Regions from separate parts of the Mus musculus genome. Here regions 1, 2 and 3 are each linked to region 4. The links are chromatin loops, found by intact Hi-C in ENCODE. Cell type or tissue: heart. All regions are shown on one strand. Region 1 overlaps Nrxn2 (neurexin II). Region 2 has its middle 14 kb from the start of Ccdc88b. Region 3 holds the start of Catsperz (cation channel sperm associated auxiliary subunit zeta). Region 4 holds the start of Fermt3 (fermitin family member 3).

The links. Hi-C counts contacts between places; a loop is a spot of excess contacts. Peaks named below come from ENCODE experiments on the same cell type or tissue, not always from the same donor. Only the 100,000 strongest peaks of a DNase experiment are listed, where the experiment ranks them.
Region 1: it touches region 4 in a loop (12-fold over the local background); 8 of 42 quality-filtered maps call a loop at or near these places.
Region 2: it touches region 4 in a loop (3-fold over the local background); 2 of 42 quality-filtered maps call a loop at or near these places.
Region 3: it touches region 4 in a loop (9-fold over the local background); 17 of 42 quality-filtered maps call a loop at or near these places.

Annotation. Positions count from the first base shown.
Region 1 is chr19:6,487,172-6,492,171 of GRCm38, forward strand. It overlaps Nrxn2 (neurexin II), which reads left to right. Exons shown (of 23, transcript NM_001205234.2): 12 at 1,613-1,639; 13 at 2,896-3,015; 14 at 3,363-3,744; 15 at 4,313-4,503. It overlaps Gm52381 (a long non-coding RNA gene), which reads right to left. Exons shown (of 2, transcript XR_003952843.1): 2 at 3,833-5,000. Among named protein-coding and RNA genes, the nearest start is that of Gm52381, 7.6 kb to the right of the region's middle. In heart, a CTCF peak has its summit at 2,004 (motif pointing right); a DNase peak (open chromatin) is centred at 2,020; H3K27me3 peaks cover 4,466 bases.
Region 2 is chr19:6,869,308-6,874,307 of GRCm38, forward strand. No RefSeq gene overlaps it. Among named protein-coding and RNA genes, the nearest start is that of Ccdc88b, 14 kb to the left of the region's middle. In heart, a CTCF peak has its summit at 2,346 (motif pointing right); DNase peaks (open chromatin) are centred at 284 and 2,504; H3K4me3 peaks cover 418 bases; H3K27ac peaks cover 513 bases.
Region 3 is chr19:6,922,063-6,927,062 of GRCm38, forward strand. Catsperz (cation channel sperm associated auxiliary subunit zeta) reads right to left here and starts at 3,318. Exons shown (of 5, transcript NM_001039494.2): 1 at 3,230-3,318; 2 at 2,732-3,044; 3 at 1,461-1,537; 4 at 1,239-1,305; 5 at 364-598. The coding sequence starts at 3,247. The coding sequence ends at 489. Kcnk4 (potassium channel, subfamily K, member 4) reads right to left here. Exons shown (of 7, transcript NM_008431.3): 7 at 3,600-4,313. The coding sequence ends at 3,921. In heart, a CTCF peak has its summit at 2,544 (motif pointing right); DNase peaks (open chromatin) are centred at 1,139, 2,759, 3,159 and 4,959; H3K4me3 peaks cover 3,425 bases; H3K27ac peaks cover 1,511 bases; H3K27me3 peaks cover 2,735 bases.
Region 4 is chr19:7,017,489-7,022,488 of GRCm38, forward strand. It overlaps Fermt3 (fermitin family member 3), which reads right to left and starts at 1,981. Exons shown (of 15, transcript NM_153795.2): 1 at 1,790-1,981; 2 at 1,178-1,351. The coding sequence starts at 1,337. Stip1 (stress-induced phosphoprotein 1) reads right to left here. Exons shown (of 14, transcript NM_016737.2): 11 at 4,784-4,820; 12 at 4,539-4,642; 13 at 4,162-4,334; 14 at 3,208-3,683. The coding sequence ends at 3,611. In heart, a CTCF peak has its summit at 3,084 (motif pointing left); DNase peaks (open chromatin) are centred at 253, 403, 1,933, 2,803 and 1 weaker place; H3K4me3 peaks cover 968 bases; H3K27ac peaks cover 2,497 bases.

The sequences.
Region 1 (5,000 bases), 530 kb before region 4:
CCCTTCATTGGTGAAGACTCTGCTGGCTTGGAGAGAGCCCCTGGGACCTGACTCCAGGGCCTGGCACCCTTCCCCTCATCCTCACAGCCTCCTTCCCCTCATCGTTCCTGGTTCTTCCTCTTTATTTATTTTTTTTTCTCTGCCTTTCTCAGCCTCTTCTCTCCGTGACCCCATGCTTCCTCTTGTGTCTGTCCTTTGACCTCCCACTGCTCCCTGGGTGCCCAGGCTGTGGCTCGGGGTCCCTGCTGCTCCTCCCACTCTGCTGTGGTTGACAACGCGTGTGGAGCTCAGCTGTACTGCCCCAGGGCCCATGACCCTCAGAGCCACAGTGGGTGTTTGTTTACCGCCACTGCAGGAACCTTCCGAGGCCCAAGGGATGCCAGGTGCATCCAGGGCCACGGTGCACCCGGGCAGAGCTTGTTCATGGAGAACCCACATGGGCGTCACTCTTAGCCAGGGTTAAGGATTGTCTACTCTCTGAAAGACCAGGGTCAGAGCAGGGCACACCTGTAACCTGCTAGCCTCACAGCAGTGAGGAAGAGATGCCCAGGCTCAGCGAGAGCTGTCTGAAGTCACTCAGTGTGTATAGGACTGAGGCAAGGACCCAGCACCCACAACCACACCTCCAGCCCCACCCTCCAGCCCCAGGCAGTCCCATCACTCCAAGCCTGGCCAGGGCTTTGGACTTATTAAGTGGTATAGAACAAATGACCCAAGACTGTCTCCTTGAAGGCTAGCTGACTCCCACCAACCAAAGGGTTGATCAGAGGCTCCTGCTGGCCTGAGATGTAGGCTCTGTGTAGACATGGATTTTCTAACTTTGTGAAACCCTTCCAGCTTTGAAACTGGGGACAGCCCAGGCCAGGATTGAGAGCCTTTGCTTATCAGTGACTTGCATTGTGCCTAGAAGTCACATTTTGCAGATCTTGGTGTCCCTATGGAAGGCCTTGGCTCCTTAGAAAAATTGACAAAATACTCGTTCTGCAGGGTGGCGGAGTTCTCGGTGCCCCCAGGGCAGGGACAGATAGAAGGAAGGTTCCTGTTCAGGTGGCGCTGGCCTCTGGGGCTTTGGGAGGTTTATGGCCTTAGGAAGGGGGCCCTGGGGCAGACCCCTGTTTTGGGCTTAGAGCTTGAGGAGTGACATGTCACACCTGAGCTCTAAGCAGGGTGTCGTCCCAGAGCAGGGGATGCAGGGGCCCTGGCCTTCCTTACCCATCTCCCTCCTAGTGATTGGGTAGATGTGGGGTCGGTCAAGCCCTCATCCCCTGTATCCCCTGTACGGCTGGGATTGCCAAGGTGCCCGTCTCCCTTAGACATGAGAGGCCTGGGCCCCTCCAAAAGGGGACACAAGCCCTCTTCCCACCACCTGACTGCCCTGCCTCTTGGCGCTAGGAAGGGTTGGAGCCCTCTTGAGGGCATGAAGGACATGGGTCCAACTGAGGACGGGGAGAGGGCACCTGGGCACGCGTGGTCCCCAGAAAGTGGCCCTAGGGGGAATTCCCGCCTGCAGATACCCCTCCCTGTGAAGGATGTAAAAAAAAAAATTACACACAAAACCTTGTTTTTGCCTTTTTTTCTCCCTCCCCCTCTGCCCACCCCATGGCCCCCCCAGACTGCCTGCGCGTCGGCTGCGCACCCAGTAAGTGGCTTGCCTCTTCTTTTGCAGCGACCCAAGAGGTCTGGGAGGCTGGACATTGGGGTTTAGGGAGAAAGGGATGGAGGGAGGGGGAAAGACAGTTTCATTATTGGCTTGCAAGGGGTTGTGGGGAGGGGAACAGGTATGGGGGTGGGATGGGGAATTGTGGAGGGCAGGATGGACAAAACAAAGCAGAACCAGGAAGAAGTAGTTGGTAAGGATGGTTATGGATTCTGGGAAAGGGAGAGCCAGGGCACCTTGTTGCCCAAGTCAGTAACAGGAGGAAGAAATCTGGAGCTAGGCAGCACCTGGTGCGAGAACATAAAATCTGTAGACTTAATGATGCATCTCCACCAGTGGCCACAAGGGGGCAGGCGAAGTACATGGGAAGGACGATTTGGGTAGGAAGGGTGGGGGTGTGCCCAGAGCCTCAGAGTCTTTTAAGTCGTTGTAATGCCTGAGTCTGCAGAGTTCCTGCAGGACTCAGAGTTGGCCAGTGAGGGCTGTAAGCAGGAATTAGAAGGGAGGCCAATGTGGACAGGCCCAGGTCTCTCTGTCACTGAGCAAAGAGATCTGGACATGGAAGGCACAATTGTGTCATAGTGTGGTGCACACACCTGAGGCCCTTTAAAGCCAGCACCCCAAACCCCAGGCAGACAGCGTTAGGGATCCAGGGGTAGCCCAGAGGTGCTGCCAAACCCAGAACACCTGACAGATGTGGGTGTTGACAATCATATGTCAATCAACTGTCAATAGTCACAGCTTCCAAGAAACAGAACATGTCTGTGGCCACGCAGGCTCTTTGAGTGCTACATAGGGTTAGCCATTCCAGGGTGTAGAGTTAAACAGGAATATACAGGAAGGTCACAGTGGGTTCAAGCTGTGCACATGGAAGGTGAAGCTGTGGGTGTCCTTCCTTTGGGGTGTGTAGTGTTTTGAGTGTGAGGTCTGAGAAATCAGCTGCTAGCGTCACACTAAAGGTCCGTAGGAGAACAGAGGAAGGTGTGCCTGTGTTCCTGGCTACCATTCTGTAACCAATGGTATCCTCTGCGGTCACACAAAATGGCAGGACGAGGTGGGGTTTGTGACTCCAGGTGTAGAAGATTTCCCTGCATGCCCTCCAGGTTCGAGGCAAGGGGCGTACACATTGGTGTGTGCAGGAAGTTGAGTATATCCATGTGCAGGTGGGCTGCCTCCTGCCTGGGGCGCTGCCTACAGCCATGTGTCGCGCTATGCTCACTCCCCCCTTGGTGCTGCAGGTAAAGGCCCCGAGACACTGTTTGCGGGGCACAAGCTGAATGACAATGAATGGCACACGGTGAGGGTGGTCCGGCGTGGCAAGAGCCTGCAGCTGTCCGTGGACAACGTGACTGTGGAGGGTAGGTGGCCTAGACCCAAGATGCTGGATGTATTTCCAGAGTGCTGTGTTTGGTAGCCTCTGCCTGGGTTGTTGTTTCTAGAGAAGTTATTATTATGGGTCTGGACCCCAGGGACTATTTCAGCTCCTTCCAAGCATCTTCCTGGAAGCCTGCTGCTCCACTGACTGCTGTGGCTTTCCCCGGAGTGGTGGGATGGTAGCGCTGGCCCAGGATATCTAGTAAGATCCCTTCCTGTGGCCTTGTTTGAGGACATGATCTTTTCCAGGAAGACGAGGCCCTGTTCTAGAGGTGACCCCGTGTTTTGTGCACTATTTCCTTCCCTGACGTTGGTTTTCTGTCCCGAGCAGGACAGATGGCAGGAGCCCACACTCGGCTGGAGTTCCACAACATTGAGACGGGCATTATGACAGAGCGGCGGTTTATCTCTGTGGTGCCCTCCAACTTCATCGGGCACCTGAGTGGGCTGGTGTTCAATGGTCAACCCTACATGGACCAATGCAAAGATGGAGACATCACCTATTGTGAGCTTAATGCCCGCTTTGGCCTGCGTGCCATCGTGGCTGATCCTGTCACGTTCAAGAGTCGCAGCAGCTACCTGGCGTTAGCCACGCTGCAAGCCTATGCTTCCATGCATCTCTTCTTCCAGTTCAAGACCACGGCCCCAGATGGACTTCTGCTGTTCAACTCAGGCAACGGCAACGACTTCATCGTCATCGAGTTGGTCAAGGGGTGAGGGGATGGGCACTGTGGTCCCCTGCTGACCCCGATAGAGCTCCTCCCTGGCCTTTGGGAAGGTTCAACACACCCAGACATCAGGTCAAGAGCCACATCTTTAGTCATCAGCCAGGAGGGTCCCTCTGCAGCCAAGATGGAGAAGCCCAACCCTGCTTCTGGGCTGTTGGCTCCTCGGCCACTTCCTTGCCAGGGTTCCCAGTCACGTCCCTTCTCTGGCCACTGTCCTCTTTATGGCAGAAGTCAGCCAAGTCTTTCTCTTGCCCTGGAGAATTGCGCCCTCAAGTAGTTCAGACCCTGCTTCTAGGGGACCCCTACTGTATTACCAAAACTCCCCTTCTGTCAGGTCCTCTTTTGGGGGCCAAGAGCAAGTGCTTCCGTGACCTCCCTGGGACAAGACTTCATGCCTCAAGCTTCCAGTGCCATTTTTTGGTCCCTTCCCATGGGATCCCTTGTCTACCCCTCTGCCCCAGGCCCCTGGTTTTTCTGCCAGCAGTAGCTCATTCTCGCCTGGCATCTCTGTGGTGCCCGTCTGATCTGGTGTTTCCTCCCTACCGTGGGGCAGGTACATCCACTACGTGTTTGACCTGGGAAATGGCCCGTCCTTGATGAAGGGAAACTCAGACAAACCAGTCAATGACAACCAATGGCACAATGTGGTGGTGTCCAGGGACCCAGGCAACGTGCACACACTGAAGATCGACTCCCGCACAGTCACGCAGCATTCCAACGGTGCCCGAAATCTGGATCTCAAAGGTGGGGCTGGAACCTCTGGAGAAGGCCAGCCTTACCCCAGACCCCCTTCTCCATTGAGATCAATCCCCCGCCCCCTGAAAGGGGGTCAAGGCCGCTCTCCCTCACCCCTCTTTCCTGTTCTCCATGGTGTCTGGCTGACATTTCCCACCTGTGTCTTACTGGGCTCTCCTGTGAAGCCACTTCAGATGGAGCACTGGCCAGGCTATTTCCCACCAGGGTCCCACCATCTCCAGTGACTGTACAGCAGTCACTGAAATTGTCACTGCCAGTCCCCAGTGTAGGTGGCCGAGAGGAAGAGGAGGAAAATGAATAACAGGAGGGGTAGGGGGAGAAGGAGGTGGTGGACTGGGCATTGGAACAGGAGACGTAGGCTGCAGCTATTTCAGAGCCATCTGGGGTCCACGAGACCTCCTTGCACACACATGCCTGGAGCATCCCTTAGCTTTACGGGCTCCACGTGTGTCCGTGTAACCCAAACTGTCAAAACCTGGGGAAGA
Region 2 (5,000 bases), 150 kb before region 4:
CACCTTGTCACCTTCTAAACCCAATAGTCACAGTCAGATTTTTGTAGGAGAAACAGCTTCCTCACAGAGAAGTTTATGAAACACAGAGCAACAATCAAGAAACAAAATGAAACCACAGACATAAACTGACAGGCATGGACAGACTGGCACTCCAAAGATAGACATTAGCCAAAGAGGGAAGAGAACCAGATGTCTCACCAAAGGGACCCAGAACCAGGACTAGGCAGAGAGGAAGCCAGAGGACTAGGCAGAGAGGAAGCCAGAGGACTAGGCAGAGAGGAAGCAGGCAGGACGTCTCCTGACCTCCTCTTGACCCTAGGAGAGCGCTGGGAACAGCTTACTTTCACTTTCCTTCTCTTTCACCAAAGCGTGAAACACTTCCGGGAGGGGGGTGACTGAAACCCACTTCTCCCTCTCACGTCTAAACTCTCTCTGTCTATGGGAATTTTTTCAGGACCATGTGTTGGATAGTAAGTACCCTGTCATCCTCTCTCCTGCTTTCTTCCATGTCTGTAAATTTATCATATCTTCCTCAGGGAACCAGGGACAAATTTCTTTTTTTTTTTTTTTTTTTTTAGTTCTGAGTTTTTATTTATTTTTTTTCCATTTTTTATTAGGTATTTAGCTCATTTACACTTCCAATGCTATACCAAAAGTCCCCCATACCCACCCACCCCCACTCCCCTACCCACCCACTCCCCCTTCTTGGCCCTGGCGTTCCCCTGTACTGGGGCACATAAAGTCTGCGTGTCCAATGGGCCTCTCCAGGGACAAATTTCTATAAAAAGCAGAAACTGGGTAAGCTGTTTTTGACTTATTTTCACTCCTCTAGATTTTAGCCTCTGAGCATATGTACAAAAAGCATTCTATTACCCTGCCCATCTTACACAGGGTTTACTCACCACTGGCCCAGATTTTCTTTATTTTCTTATGCACTGGCTTCCAATTCCTGAGATGTCCTTCACTGAGCCCTCACATTGTGGTAACCACCTGACCCGGCCCACTCAGTCAGTCAACAAGGTCTCCAGGGAGGGATCGAGGATTAAAGAAAGAAAAGACAGTTAGACACGATGATAGTATAACTCTAACAAGCACCAAAGCAGGTTTATTTTTTCCCAAGCTGCTTTTATATCACTCTTAAGTACATGCAAAACAAAGGGTCAGTTCTTGGTCAAGGAAAAACAAGGTATAAACAAAAGTCCCGCAATCATTGTATCCAGACTTTTGAGATGATCAAGATAAAAGGAACACTTTCCTCAGCTGTATTTATCTTGAGCCCACTTTCTTGTCCTAAGCCAATGTCAAATATTCTTGCCAATATCCTTGAAGCAGCACCAAGAGCTCTCTGCATGCTTCAACTGTCCACAATAGCTGATTATGATTTGCCTCGTGCTCTAGCAGAAGCATAGTTTTGCCAGCAGATAATTTCTGTGACTGTGTGATATCTACAATTCTGGGGACTTTTCAGAAGTTACATAAATGCTAGGGTCCCCGTAGGTGGGTTGCTGGTTAGTGGTCATTTTAGGGAAGTTGGTTGTAGCTTGTTAATAGTCATGGTCAAGAAAGAAACAAAAAGAAAGAAATTAGATTCAGGGATTTTCCTAACTCCTCCCTTCTCTCTATCCTTTTTTCTCTCCTGTCTAGTGTTAGGAAGTGAAACGGGGTGGTGGGAGATAAAGGGCGGGAGGAAAAGAACCCACAATGTAGCAAGACCAGAGAACCCACAATGTAGTAAGACCAAAGAACCCACAATGTAGCAAAGACCAAAGAACCCACAATGTAGCAAAGACCAAAGCTAAAAGGAGGATCAGAAGTTCAAGCTTACCCTTATCTACGTAAGGACTTCAAGGCCAGCCTGGGCTACATGAAGTTCTGTTTTAAAAACTCTGGGATCTGTGGCACAGACTTCTAATCCCAGCCACAGGGGAAGCTGAAGTAGAATGATGTCAAGCTCAACCCCCGCCTCTGCTTTGTAGTTAGCAGGTTCTAGACTCTGTTTCAAAATACAAAGGTGGTGGCGCACACCTTTAACCCAGCACTCAGGAAGCAGAGGCAGTCAGATCTTTGGGAATTCAAGGCCAACCTGGTCTATAGAGTGAGCTCCAGGGCAGGCAGGGCTACACAGAAGAGACCCTGTCTGGCAAAAATGAAACCAAAACAAACAACCAAACAAGCTACGAGTTATCTATCAGGTTTGGCTTGGTCTGGGACAAGATATCACTGTATAGCTGGGACTGGCTTCAGAGCCAAGATTCTCCTGCCTCAGGTTGCTAATTGCTGGGGTCACAGGCTTGTGTCACCCTTCCCACTGGTGGCAGATTTTAAAAGGGCTCAGTTCACATTGCTGTCCAGCAGAGGGACCCAAGAGAAGGGCAAGAAGCTGAGACCATCAGACAGACAAACGGATTGTGGACTCCACTATGCCCTCCTTGGGCGCACTACTAGGTCTGAACAAGGCCAGGCTGGGAAAGGCTGCAGCCTTCAGTTCTCTTCTGGTTTTGAGATTTCTGCATAGCCATGATCCAACAGGAAGGCCAGAAGGAGGGGGGCTCTGTGACTGGGGCCAGAGGCGTGGCCAGGCAGCCTCAGCCACAGTGAAACTGTTCCTCTCTAGCTGATTGACCTAGGGTCCCCCCTGGTGGGATGTGGCCTGGGTGCTTCCCCACCCTCTACTCAGGTGGTTCATGGCCCAGATTCAGAAACTCAAAATATGAAACAGCCTTGAGGGCTGGATGGCAGCTCCACAGAGACTCTCCTTCAAGCCACCTGGGGGAGAAACTGTTCAGGTTCAGAAATGCTCAGTGACCCATGCTGCCTAGGTAGGAGGCCAGATCCAGCTGGAATGTGAGTGCTCTGCCCATAGCTTACCAGGTGCCAACAACTCGCGTGCCACCCAGTGCCAGCTGCAGCTGCATCTGAAAGGAGTGAAGCCCAGCCCAGGCCTACCACCTGTCAATCAGCCAGACCTTCCTTCCTGTTCTCCCCAAAGTCTCACTTCTAGGGCACCTTCCCTGACTCTCCCCAAGGCTCTAGGCATCACTAGGACACAGACCTCCATCTCCTTCTGAGCCTTCTCCAATGGCCTCTCCCTGGAAGCTCTGTCTGTGACCTTCAAAGCCCTGAAGAAAAGGCCCCTCTACCAGGCATGGTGGCACATGCCTTTAATCCCAGCACTCAGGAGGTAGAAGCAGGCAGACCTCTGAGTTTGAGGCCAGCCTGATCTACAGAGTGAGCTCCAGGACACACAGAGAAACCCTAAACAAACAAACAAAAAAATAAATTTAAAAAAAAGAAAGAAAGAAACAACTCTGACTACTAAGATTTTAATCTGAAATGTCCCCCGACAGCTTGTGGCTTGACGTTTTGGATCCCAGATGGGGCTCTATTTTGGTTCTGAAAACAATAAGAAACTGGACCCTGTCAGCTAACAAAAGATCTCGAGGGGAAGAGGGGAAGGTCCTGAGTGTGCATTATTTTGACTGCTTCCTGTCTTGCTCTCTGCTTCCTGTTTTGCCATGATGTGAATCCAGCTTCTCCACCATGCATTCCCCCAACACAATGGACAGAACCCTCTGAAATCATGGGCTGAGTCTGCGGCTCAGTTGGTAGAGTACTTGCCTAGCATGCATGATGGTCTAGGTTCAAGTCCCAGCACCGCATATACCAGGGACTGGTGGCACATGCTCTGATGATCCCAGACTTGGGAAGTGAAAGCAGAATCATCAGGTGTCCAAGACCATCTTCAATTATATAACAAGTTCAGCTTGAGATAGGTGAGATCCTGCCTCAAAAACAAATGGCTTCTCTGATAAGAGTACCTGAGTTCCATTCCCAGAACCCACATAGTGGCTCACAATCATCTGTAACTCCACCTCCAGAAACTCCCATGCTCTCTTCTGGTCTCTACAGGCCATGCATGCAGGTGGTGAACAAGCATACTTATACACATAAAAAATAATAAATTAAGCTGGGCGTGGTGTCGCACACCTTTAATCCCAGCACTCGGGAAGAAGAAGCAGGCAGATTTCTGAGTTCGAGGCCAGCCTGGTCTACAAAGTGAGTTCCAGGACAGCCAGGACTATACAGAGAAACCTTGTCTCGAAAAACCAAATAATAATAATAATAACAATAATAAATTAATCTTGGGGGCTGGAGAGATGGCTCAGCAGTTAAGAGCAGTGGCTGCTCTTCCAGAGGATCAGGGTTCAATTCCCAGCACCCACATGGACTCTCACAACTGTCTGTCACTCCAGTGCTAGGGAATCTGACACCCTCACATAGACACATGCAGGCAAAACACCAGTGCACAGAAAATAAAAAATAAAAATAAATAAATCATTTAAAATTAAAAATAAATTAACTGATCTTTAAAATAAAAATAAAATTTAAATAAGTAGATAAAAATCTTCCTTTGTTTCTGCAAGGTATTTTGTTAAGTAATATAAAAGAGTAATACACAAATCTGATCTTTCTTCTTCTCTCCTCTGTCCCTTCTATGTCCTTTTCCCATTCCTCTCTCTCTCTCTGTCTCTCTCTCACTCCACTTCACAAGGACCCCCTCCTCTTTCTCACCCCTACTATACTCTGTCAACTGCCCACTTCTCACAAAAGACTTCCCCTTTCTCTGAGGACCCCAAGCCCCATCCCAGACTTGTTGTGTTCTGTGATGGTTTCGTCTCTCCTGTGGAACTGATGTCCCTGCCAAGCATGTGTGGCATCTACAGCCACCACAGACTGCTCAGCTCTGCATTTGTATTAACCCTTTTGCTGCCAGCCATAAAACAGTTGTTATTATCCCCACGTAAGCAAGGTGCAGTATGTTCTTTCCCATGCCTGAGGCCATGCATCCAGGAAGCTACGGTGCCAAGATCCAGAAGGCACCCAAGGTCAAGCTCCTGACTAAGAGAATTCCCACTGGAAGATAAAGACAATGAGCCTCCAGCTAGGTGTGCTGGGGCAGGCCTGTGATCTTAGTACCAAGGAGATGGAGTCAGAGGATA
Region 3 (5,000 bases), 95 kb before region 4:
AGAGTGGGCGTAGCTGTTCAGTGAACTCACTCTGTGAGGGCGTTGAACGTGTATGTAAATGAAAGGCGGGTTTATGTAACTGCATATGCATAAGGGGTGGGGCCTAACAGGGTGCTGCTCCCCACCCCACCCCATTATGTTGATGGGACACTTGACAGATTTGGTAGATCAGCACCCCTGAGGACCCTCAAGTGGAGAAGCAGACCTAAAACATGCAAGTAGCCCTGGTTTGCGAGTTCCTCAAAGGCAGAGGTGAGACACGAGCGGACAAAACTCAAGGTCACTGCGGTGACCGAATGAAGGTCACGGGGAAAGGCGGGGCCACGTGCGTCCGCCTCACGCAAGCAGCCACGCACTGACTCTGGGACCATGCATAGACTCTTTAATTTCTCTAGGATTCAAATTCCATGCAGATGAGGTTGAGCTTGGGTTCGAGGGACCGGAAAGGACACGGAGCGGACGTCTCGTCGGCCACTTGAGCTGGAGGTTCACTGATCCAAAAAGTACAGCCTCTTGTTCCTGCGCTTCCTGATCCCTTCGATGTATCCCTGCAGCTCTTTAGTCATGAAGTGGTTCCTGCCAATCGTGGACCTATATGCTAGGGAGAGGGAAGAGCTGAGCTCAGGGCCATGAACAGCAGCAAAGGGCTTCCCCCATTTGAGGAACCACAGGTGATTTGAGGTGGCATTTAGTGCTGGATTTGGATCTGTGTTAGTTTGGGGAATTTTGGGTCTCCTAGGTGCGATGTGAAGAATGGAGGGGAAGAAGGCTGAAGAAGTTGCTGCAAGCCTGAACAGAGGCAGTGAGACCCAACCTCCTCCTGAGCCGCTCACTCTAACTAGTTATCTGGCCCTTTCTTCCCTCTATGTGCTCATATACCATGAGCAGAAGGTTACGCAGATAATCCAATATCCAGTACATTTACCCAAAAAAAATCCCGATGTGTCACAGCTCCCACACCTGGGAGTGAAGCAAAGCTACCCAAAGGCTGTCACTCCACTGAACAAGCAGAGAAAACAGACTTGCTAGAAAGGGGCTTATTTTAAGTCCTCTGAGTCACTCACTCCATTGAGTCGGCCTGTGCCTACTCTCTTGACTTTTAATTTTTAGGGCATCCTTGTGAGTGCTAAGGGGATCTGACAAGACTACATATCCTGAAACTCCACAGCCCCAAGCCCTGCCAAAGCCACCAGGATCTTTTGTGGAAGCTGGGGTGGGGGTGGGGGTGGAGTGCTCACTGATGAGGGCTTTTTTGAGAATATCCAGAACTTCAGTCTCCATGAGCTCCATCAGAGGCAGAGGCAGCTGGAAAAGCAACAAGAGACTCAACCAGTTCCATGGAAAGCTGAAGTGGTCCCCACATGACCTCCCCAGCTTGCCTGCCCCACTTTCCTGAAACCTGCCCATCTGCTGCTGCCCACTACTCAACCCCAGTAGTCTCCCCAGTAGTATCCTCCAACCCTGTTCTGCTGCTCTGTCCAGTAGGTTCGATGTGGCTTCCATAGGCTGAATATTAGTGATTCTGAAGTAGACGATGCTGGAGAAATGAAGAGAGAAATCGGTCTTGGTCAGGCTCCTGGGTCATGGTGGGAGTGGGGTTCAGGGAATAGCTGCAGCTACACCCTGCATCAAAGGTCATAGGGGACACTGGTTTCAGCCCTAGGCTTTAGAATCCCACCCGGCTGAGATCCAGAACCAACTGTCCCGCTGTGTGAGACTTGGAGTCATTCATAGGAATTCCCTCTTGTGAGAATTGTGTGCCCTCTGAAAGTGTATTGTTGGGAACTGAATGCAGGGCATTGTATAAACTACGAAAGAACTCTACCAGTAAGCTATGTTCCTCAGTCCAGAACAGTCTCTTATGGCAGTTGTGCCATGCAAAGGTCACAGTACAAGAAGTCCTATGCTTATGTAACAAGTTTAATATAAATCAATTGTTATATCTGTATCACTCTTGTTTGTTTAGACATGTTCCCACAGTGTGGACCTAACTATCCTGGAACTTGGTATCTAGACCGGGCTAGCTTTGAATTCACAGCTTCCTGAATACTGGGTTCTTATCAGTACTCATTGCTTGATGAAGGTGGAAACGGACGGGACAGAGGATGGACACATACACATCTCAAACAGTGCTTGGCATACTGTGTGTAACCCCAACACTCAGGAAGATACCAAGATCCAAGGTCATCTTGGGCTATACAGTGAGACTCTCATTCCAAAAAGAAATACAAAGCAACAATAAAGTAACTATTGACCAAAAGAGAGACTTCCAAACAGCCAGATCCCAGCCAGGGAAGGAATTCTGTCCTTTCAGCTGGTGCAGTGATGAAATTAAACGCACAGGTGAGGGAGGGCTCGAAATATGCTTAGTGGTAAAGAATTTTCCTACCAAGAGTGATGTACTCGGTTCGACCCCCAGCACCACATTAAGATAAAAAGCAAAACAAAACAAAACAAAACAAAAAAAACAAACAAAAAACTGACTAGGTCTTCATTGACCTGCTTGCCTGTGCGTTTCCCGGGTTCCTCGTAGTAGGACGCCTGCCCGGTAGGGGGAGCTCAGAGAATGTCTGAGTTAAAGCGTGAACGGTTCTCGCCTGAGCCCTCTCCTAAGAAATCCTAGAAACTTGGGTTTCTATGGGCTTACCCCCATTTTGCAGGAAGGCACTTTAAGACCCGGGCTAGCCCCACCCTTATGGCACACCCATCGCCTCGGCGAGGCTATACTGACCTAAGGAGGTCTCAGATTCTTCGTGGTCCTCCCCATGCTCCAAGGACCTGCCATGGCACAGTTCAAGCTCTCGACGTGCTTGCTGCTGGATCTCCTCTGGCTCGAGGTTGAGGCTGTCCCTAATAGAAATGGTCTGGCTGTACTTGCGAATCCTGTTTCTTACAGATTTGCCCTCTTCGTCGAAGTCCTCGCAGACGTCGGATACCGACACATTCGCTGTGGACATCGTGGCCGTGCTCCATAGGTCACGAACATCTCCGTACAGGCTGGATCTGACCGAGCTGCGGCGATGGTTTGCGTGTTTGGGCACCGGCTGCGGGTCACACACAGGTAAGGTAGCCAAGGAATTCAGGGAGCTGGAGGGAGCAGGGAGACTGGACTGGGATTGGGGACTCTAGGAGAGCTGCCAAGCCCCCAGGCTGAATGGCAGGTTACTCTAAAGACCTGAAGGAGTACTAAGGTTCGTCTGGGCTTGGGGAACTCGGGCAGACTTCTTACTTTGACGCTTTCCTCCATCGTCCTGCACCAACGGACCAGTATCCACAGGGCTCAATCGAGAAGGGAGGGGGGTCACGCTCCAGGAAGGGGGAGGGGCAGTCTCCTCCCGGATGGTTATAGTGGTCTCGCGGGAGGAGACTTCAAACTGCAGATTGCATCAAGACTCTAAGTTGCTCCCACCCCCAATATCAATGCCAAGACTGGAAGTACCCAGTCCAGTTTCGAGTCCGGGTCTCCTCCAGGCAGAGACAAGAGTCTGAATACCTGAACTTAACCAAAAGAGCATGACTTGTCCGGTGTGGGGGCCCAAGGACGGCAGTGGGCCTGATATAAGCCCATGGTGGCGCGAGAAAAGCACTCGCACACCCACTTGGGACCCAGGAGCATGCACTCGGTAGTGCAGAGTTTTTGTTTTATTGGTGCAGGTTTTGAGGCACAGTTGTGAGGTGTGAGGGTCAAAACCGGCAGGGGAGCGAGGCAGAAAGCCTTGGATGGTGGGCTTTGGAAATGATTGGATGTGAAGAACCAGCCAGGGAAGAGCGGTGGCATTTGGCAACCACTGGACTCCTGTCAGGGTTGCAACCACGTGGAACAAAAGAGGGACGGCTCTTTGGTCAAATAAGCCAAGCATGCCTGAGCATCAGCAAGAGCGAAAGCCCTGGCGTGGGATCCGGGTCCAGAGATCCTGCCCCTACACCGGCACGGCCTTGTCTCGGAGTCGCCCAGGACCCCGGGGTCTGGAAGGCTTTTTGGATGGGTTGGGTCGGCGGCGACCCCGAGGAGCCCGAGGCAGGGCACAGCCACGCTCACTCTGCGTGTCTGAGGACTCGTCGATGAAGGCCAGATTCTCACTGGGGTAATCCAGAGCTGAGGCCGTGGGCGGGGACGGAGTCTCAACCTTCTCTGCGGGTGCAGGGGAGCCGGGCCTGCCGGCTGGCTCAACAACAGCAGGCGGTGCCGGCAAAGAGGAGGGCAGGAGTGGTTGCTCCTTCTCTGGCGGCGGGGCGCTGGGCCCAGTTCGCTGGGTCACTCGCGCTGTCACTGTGCCGGTCCAGCTAGCAGCCTGTGCCGTTAGGCCACCCATCTGCACAGAGAGGAAAAGGGGTCGACCCATTGCAGCTCCGAAAGCTGCCCTTTTACCAATTGCATCCACCTTTTTGCCTGACCCTTGAACCTCAGCCTGTGGATGATCCCAGAGCCACACTGTCCCTTCCTGCATTGGCCCAAAAGCACTCCCTTCTCTAGGAACCTTTCTTGAAAGCCTCGGGTTTGTTTCAACCTTCACTGCCTCTCTGTATTTGGCTAGCAAAATGCAGATAAATTACAAAACCAGGACGACTCATGCAATATTTGGGACATAGCTTAAAATCGTATTCGTTGTTCATCTGAAATTCACATATAACTGGCCTTTCTAGTTCTGTTGTTTTTGAAACAGAGTCTCATTCTATAACCCAGGCAAGTCTAAACTCGCAGCAATCCTCCTGATTCTGCTCTGCTTACAAAGTGCTGGGATTTACAGACATGTACTACCTACCACCTTGCCTCTCTGAGTTCTTATTTGCTAACCCTGACAGCCCTATCTATCCACGAAGAACGAGGTGGTTGAGTCTCTGACAAACCTGAATTTACTCCAATGTTCCCGTTAGCGCACCGTCCGGGTCTCAATGTCAGAGAAGCCCACATTTTGGAAGGGAGCCAGACTGGCCAACAACCCCTGTGCCCGGGGATAAGGGCACAACACAAGAGACATGCATGGCGCATGCGCGGCAGC
Region 4 (5,000 bases):
TTTTCAAGTCCTTGGCATCAAGGCTAGGTCTGTCTTATTGTAGAGGCCTCTCTAGAAATCTCCTGTTCTGTCTACTGTCAGCTCCTGCAGGAAGCTCTTAGCCTTTGGCAGCAGCATGCCATCATGAGGAAGGTTGGCCTCACCACGCCTGGCAGTGGAGGACTGGGGATAATGCCCCTATTTCAGGGAACTGAGATCCTGGAACTGAAGTGACTTGGCCCATGGAGCCCAGCAGTGGTACAGGGTGAGGTCTAGGTGGCTGGGTGTTCAGCACTCTTGGGGTTCTTGCCCTAGACTCCTAACATCCCCAGCCCCTCTGTCCTGACCCATGTCAAGTCTCCAGCTTCGTCTGACATCCAGTTTCTGAGGGACTAACCCTCTTCCCACTTCTGCTTTCACAGCCTCTTTGGGCCCTGCTTCCGGCAGTTCCCTTCTGTCTCAACCCTGTTATTTGGCTGTGTTGGGGCTTGTCCTGCTCAGTCACTCTGGTCCGTCTTGGACTGCATACACATAGAGGGTTGGGTGGGTCTAGAAAACCTGCCTTCTATCCCTGTCCCAATTCCAGAGGCCTAGGACCCACACTCATGGTGAGATGCCTTCTGTCTCTGGCTATCGGGAGCTCATGGTGGGATGTCTTCCGGCTCTGACTATCGGGAGCTCATGGTGGGATGTCTTCCGGCTCTGACTATCGGGGCTTTCCTGCCATCCTCCCAGGAAGTGATAACTCTCATTCTCTGCTGGTAAAGTTGATGAGAAGCCTCATGGGGCCTTCTGGGTGACTGATATCGCCCTAGCCTACTCTGCCGTAACTTCCTGTGGGGGCAGGGCCTCTCACCCACTGTCAGCAGCCTGCCAAGTGGTTTGCTGGGGAGGAAATTTAGGAGAGTAGGTGCCAGGTCCCCAGGAACCTCCTAGCCATCCCTCAGGAACATAATAAGCCTCGGCACAGGCAAGACACACAGGGGACCATGTTGTCTGTCTCTTGGAGACTAGACAGAACCAGTAGGAGCTGGAGGAAGTATGGAGAGGGGAAGTTGAAGAAATACCTTCTTTGGAACCAAATAATTAAAGACTGTTGCCTGAGTCACTGTGACAAGGTTATGAGTAGAGGCGAGAATGGCCTAGAAAAGCCAGGGAGAGCTGTCATGACTGGATACATAGGGTCACGGGGACTCACTGATTTCCTCCACGATCTTCAGAAGTACCCCACCAATGTGCGACTCCCCCGTGACTCGGAGTGTGACAGACTGGGCCTCAGGGTCCTCCTCGCCCACAAACACCCTCAGCTCCCAGGAAGAGTCGATATAGTCCCCGGAGGCTGTCTTCATACCCGCCATGGCTGCGGCTGTTTCTGCTGAGACAAGGTGAGTAGACAGTGGGCTGCCTAGAAATAAGCAGGAGTCCTAGGGTACCCTGGGTAGGTGGGTAGGCTTTGGGGACACTGGTACAGAGAGCTACTGTGATCCAGTCAATATAAAACCCTCTTACTATCCTAAGTGTTTGGGCTGAAGAGACAGTTCCTTAGAGTCCACGTTGTCCTGCCAATTCAGGTTTCACAGGTGGGGACACCAAGGCCCAATACTCATTGTAAAGTACCCTGCTAGGTACCAGAACAGGTCAACTCTCCTACTCACAGTTCTGCCAGGCCCACCTATCTCAGAAACAAGTCCTGGCCCACAGCTCACAGCCAGTACTCTAACCCAAGCCTCTAGGGTGGTGGCAAGTGTGGCTGCTCTGCACAGAATGGCGGAGCAGGGGACAAGTGAGTCCTCCTGGGTCTTTCACTTACCTAGCCTGCAACGGGCTGCAGCTGCAGGTGGCAGTGGGACACCTGTTACCCTGGTCTGGCCTGGTCCTGCTCAGTTGCTTCCTTCAGAGGTCAGCCTGTAGTGGCCTTATCATGAAAGTTGTACTAGTCCCTCCCCAGGGCGGGCTGTTGCTGGGTACAGGAAGCACACTGCCAGCACGCAGAGGGCTCCACGGGGCCCTTGCTTTTGTTACCACAGGAAATGAGGGAAGAACAGTGCTGGGGTGACACCACAAAGTTCTCTTTACCCCACCCCCAGGCATCTACTGGTTGCACCTCCAGCCTGCTTTTTTCTTTTATTATTATTTTTTGTTGTTGTTCAAGACAGGGTTTCTCTGTATAGCCCTGGCTGTCTTGGAACTCACTCTGTAGACAAGGCTGGCCTCGAACTCAGAAATCCACCTGGCCCTGGTGGTGCTGGGTGCGCCACCACTGCCCGGCTCCAGCCTGCTCTTAGTGGGACTGTCTACAGTCAGCAGTGAAGTCCTTCCCACCTTTAAACAGGACTTGTTTCCAAACCTACCAGCCTTAAATCTGTCCAGTGACATGCTAGAGCCTCTCTGCCTCATAAAACCTCAATGTGATTTCCTCCAGGACCCTTTATCCCGTCTCTTTAGAGGGTTCTGGTGGTCCAACAGCCTCATGTCCATGCCAGGCACTGGGATGCAAATTGCTCTAAGGAACTGAGCAGGAACGTAGACTTTTCAGGGCAGCAGCCTACCATTAATGGACGTGGTTTTTTCTTTTTTCAGAAAGGGTTTCTGTGTAGCCTTGGCTGTCCCAGAACTCACTCTGCAGACCAGGCTGGCCTTGAACTCAGAGATCTGCCTGCTCTGCCCCAAGTGCTGGGATTAAGGGTATGTGCCAACCTCTCCTCCCAAGGTAAGGCTTTTTAAGTGTGACTAGGAGAGGCTGCTCTGAGGAGTCCTGGGGTTGGGACAGGAAGCTAGTTTAGGCTAACGTAAGACATAGTACAGCCTGGTGCTGGACTCAGCATCTTGCTAGCCCAGGAAGCAGTCTTTTGGGAGCAAATGAGGAAGTTCAGTGTTGGTCACAGTGTGGGAGGAAGATAGTGGTGTGGAGCTCAGGATTGGAGCAGCAGGAGCTGTTGTCAGTATTAGTCTCAGGCCTGCTTTCTGACCCACCTTGAGTCTAGGTTAGGTTCTAGTGTTGACCTAGCAGGTTCACTCTAAGACTGCACTGCACAGAACATCAACCCAAAGCTGATCAGAATGCAGGTAGGTCATCAGTTGTTGAGCGACACTTCCACCTAGTGGCCACCCTGACAAAGCAAACAGCTCACTCTTCAGCGACCTTTCTTTCAAGGCCATCAAGAAAAGGCTTTGTGTTGGCTTCCAATTCAGCACTACTGTGTCTTAAGAGAAGAAAGTCACTGGAGACCGTAGCAACATATAACCACGCCTGACTGGCTTCTTTATTGAGGAGGGACGTGGGTAAGAACAGGTGAAGACAGCTGGGACCCTAGGTTGGGAAGAACACCCTCCCCTCCCCGTATGCACCCACTGCCCCAAATAAAAAATAACCAACTATGGGGGAGCAGCCGAGACAGTGACGGGGAGGCTAGGACTGGGCAGGGAAGGACACTCGGATTGAGGGCAGCAGTGAAGAGACCATGCGTGTGCTGGGAGGGCCCGAGGTGGCGCTGGATGAGTCTGTCTTCCTTGTAGGCATGTATAAATATAAAGATAAGCCTTTCTTCTCCCCCCCTCTGCCCAGTGCTGCTCGCCACCTTCCCAGCTCGCCTTCCTCATTGGCGAAGGGAAGAGGGGGAAAAGCAAGTTATCACCGAATTGCGATGAGACCCACATCCATCAGCTTCTGGATCTTCTGCGCTATTACAGGATTCTTTAAGTGTCTAGGAGAAGAAGATACAGTTAACTGAACAAGTCTCCTTCCACCCAAGTTCCTCGGCTGCAGAGCATTCTCAAAGACCCTGCACATGCAAAAGTCCTTTTCACCAGACAGGACAGAAAGAACCTGCCTATGCTACTGTTTGTCTGCACAGCTGAAAGCCTAGCATAGTTGGCCTTCCCAACAGAAGCTTAGGCTATTAGACTAACAGAAAAAGCAAGCTCACAGGCTCTCTGTACCACCAGTATTTTCTGTTAAGATTGATAGGATTCAGGGCTAGAGATGGCCCAGTGGTTATTGATGGAGAGAGAACTCGGAGCACTTACTGCATCCACAGTGGCTCTCAACCCTCTGTATATCCAGTTCTAGAGGGTCTGACACCCTCTTCATACATACATGTAGGTAAAATGCTCAGGCACATAACCTCAAATCATACATTGAAAGAATGATAGAATTCCCTCTCACTTCCCCACTCAACTTACTCGCTCAGAGCCTGGGGGTCCTTTTGCATCTGCTCCAGGATGAGTCTCATGGCTGGGTCACTCATTATCTGCTGCACCTCAGGGTCAGCCATGGCCCGCCGCTTCACATCCTCAGGGCTATCATGTCTGTTGTACTGTGCCATCATACAGCGTTGGTAACCATCTGCTGCTTCCTGCATTCCAGAAAAGATCAAGGGAGGCAGGTCAACACTATTTGGCTCACTGCTTCAGCAGGTCCAAGATGACAGATCATTGACAAAGGGGAAAAAAAGAGAGACAAGAGAAACTGAAGCATTTGGGAAGGACATGAAGGACCAGAGAAAACACCCAAAGGAGAAACCAACGGGGATGTATGTTATAGGCCAACAGCAGCTTACCTTACAGCTGGAGTCCAGGTCTAACGCTTTTTGGTACACATCCATGGCTTTTGTATAGTCCTTCATGGCTTCCAGAGCAGCTGCTTTCCGTGTATAACCCTTGACTACAAACAGAACAGGTCAGACAGCAACTCAGTAGCTCCTGACTGCGATCCTCCCCTTCTGCCTACATGCTTCAAAGCCTTTAACCTTAATCATCTCTGGGGGCAAAAGCAGGGCCCAGGAGAAAAATGAAAAGCACTTACTGAAGGTTGGCTCTAGCTGGATGCACTCCTCACAGTCCTAGGGAGGAAGAAAGGGAAGTAATTAGGTTCCTTTCCCCCAAGGTGCACAGTGGCCAGCTACTATACCCTGACTCTGCTGGTCCTATCAAATCCAGGCCCCTGGGTTTCTGGAGAGCAACTTAAAAGGAGAAAGAGTTGGCCAGGCATGGTGGCACACGCCTTTAATCACAGCACTTGG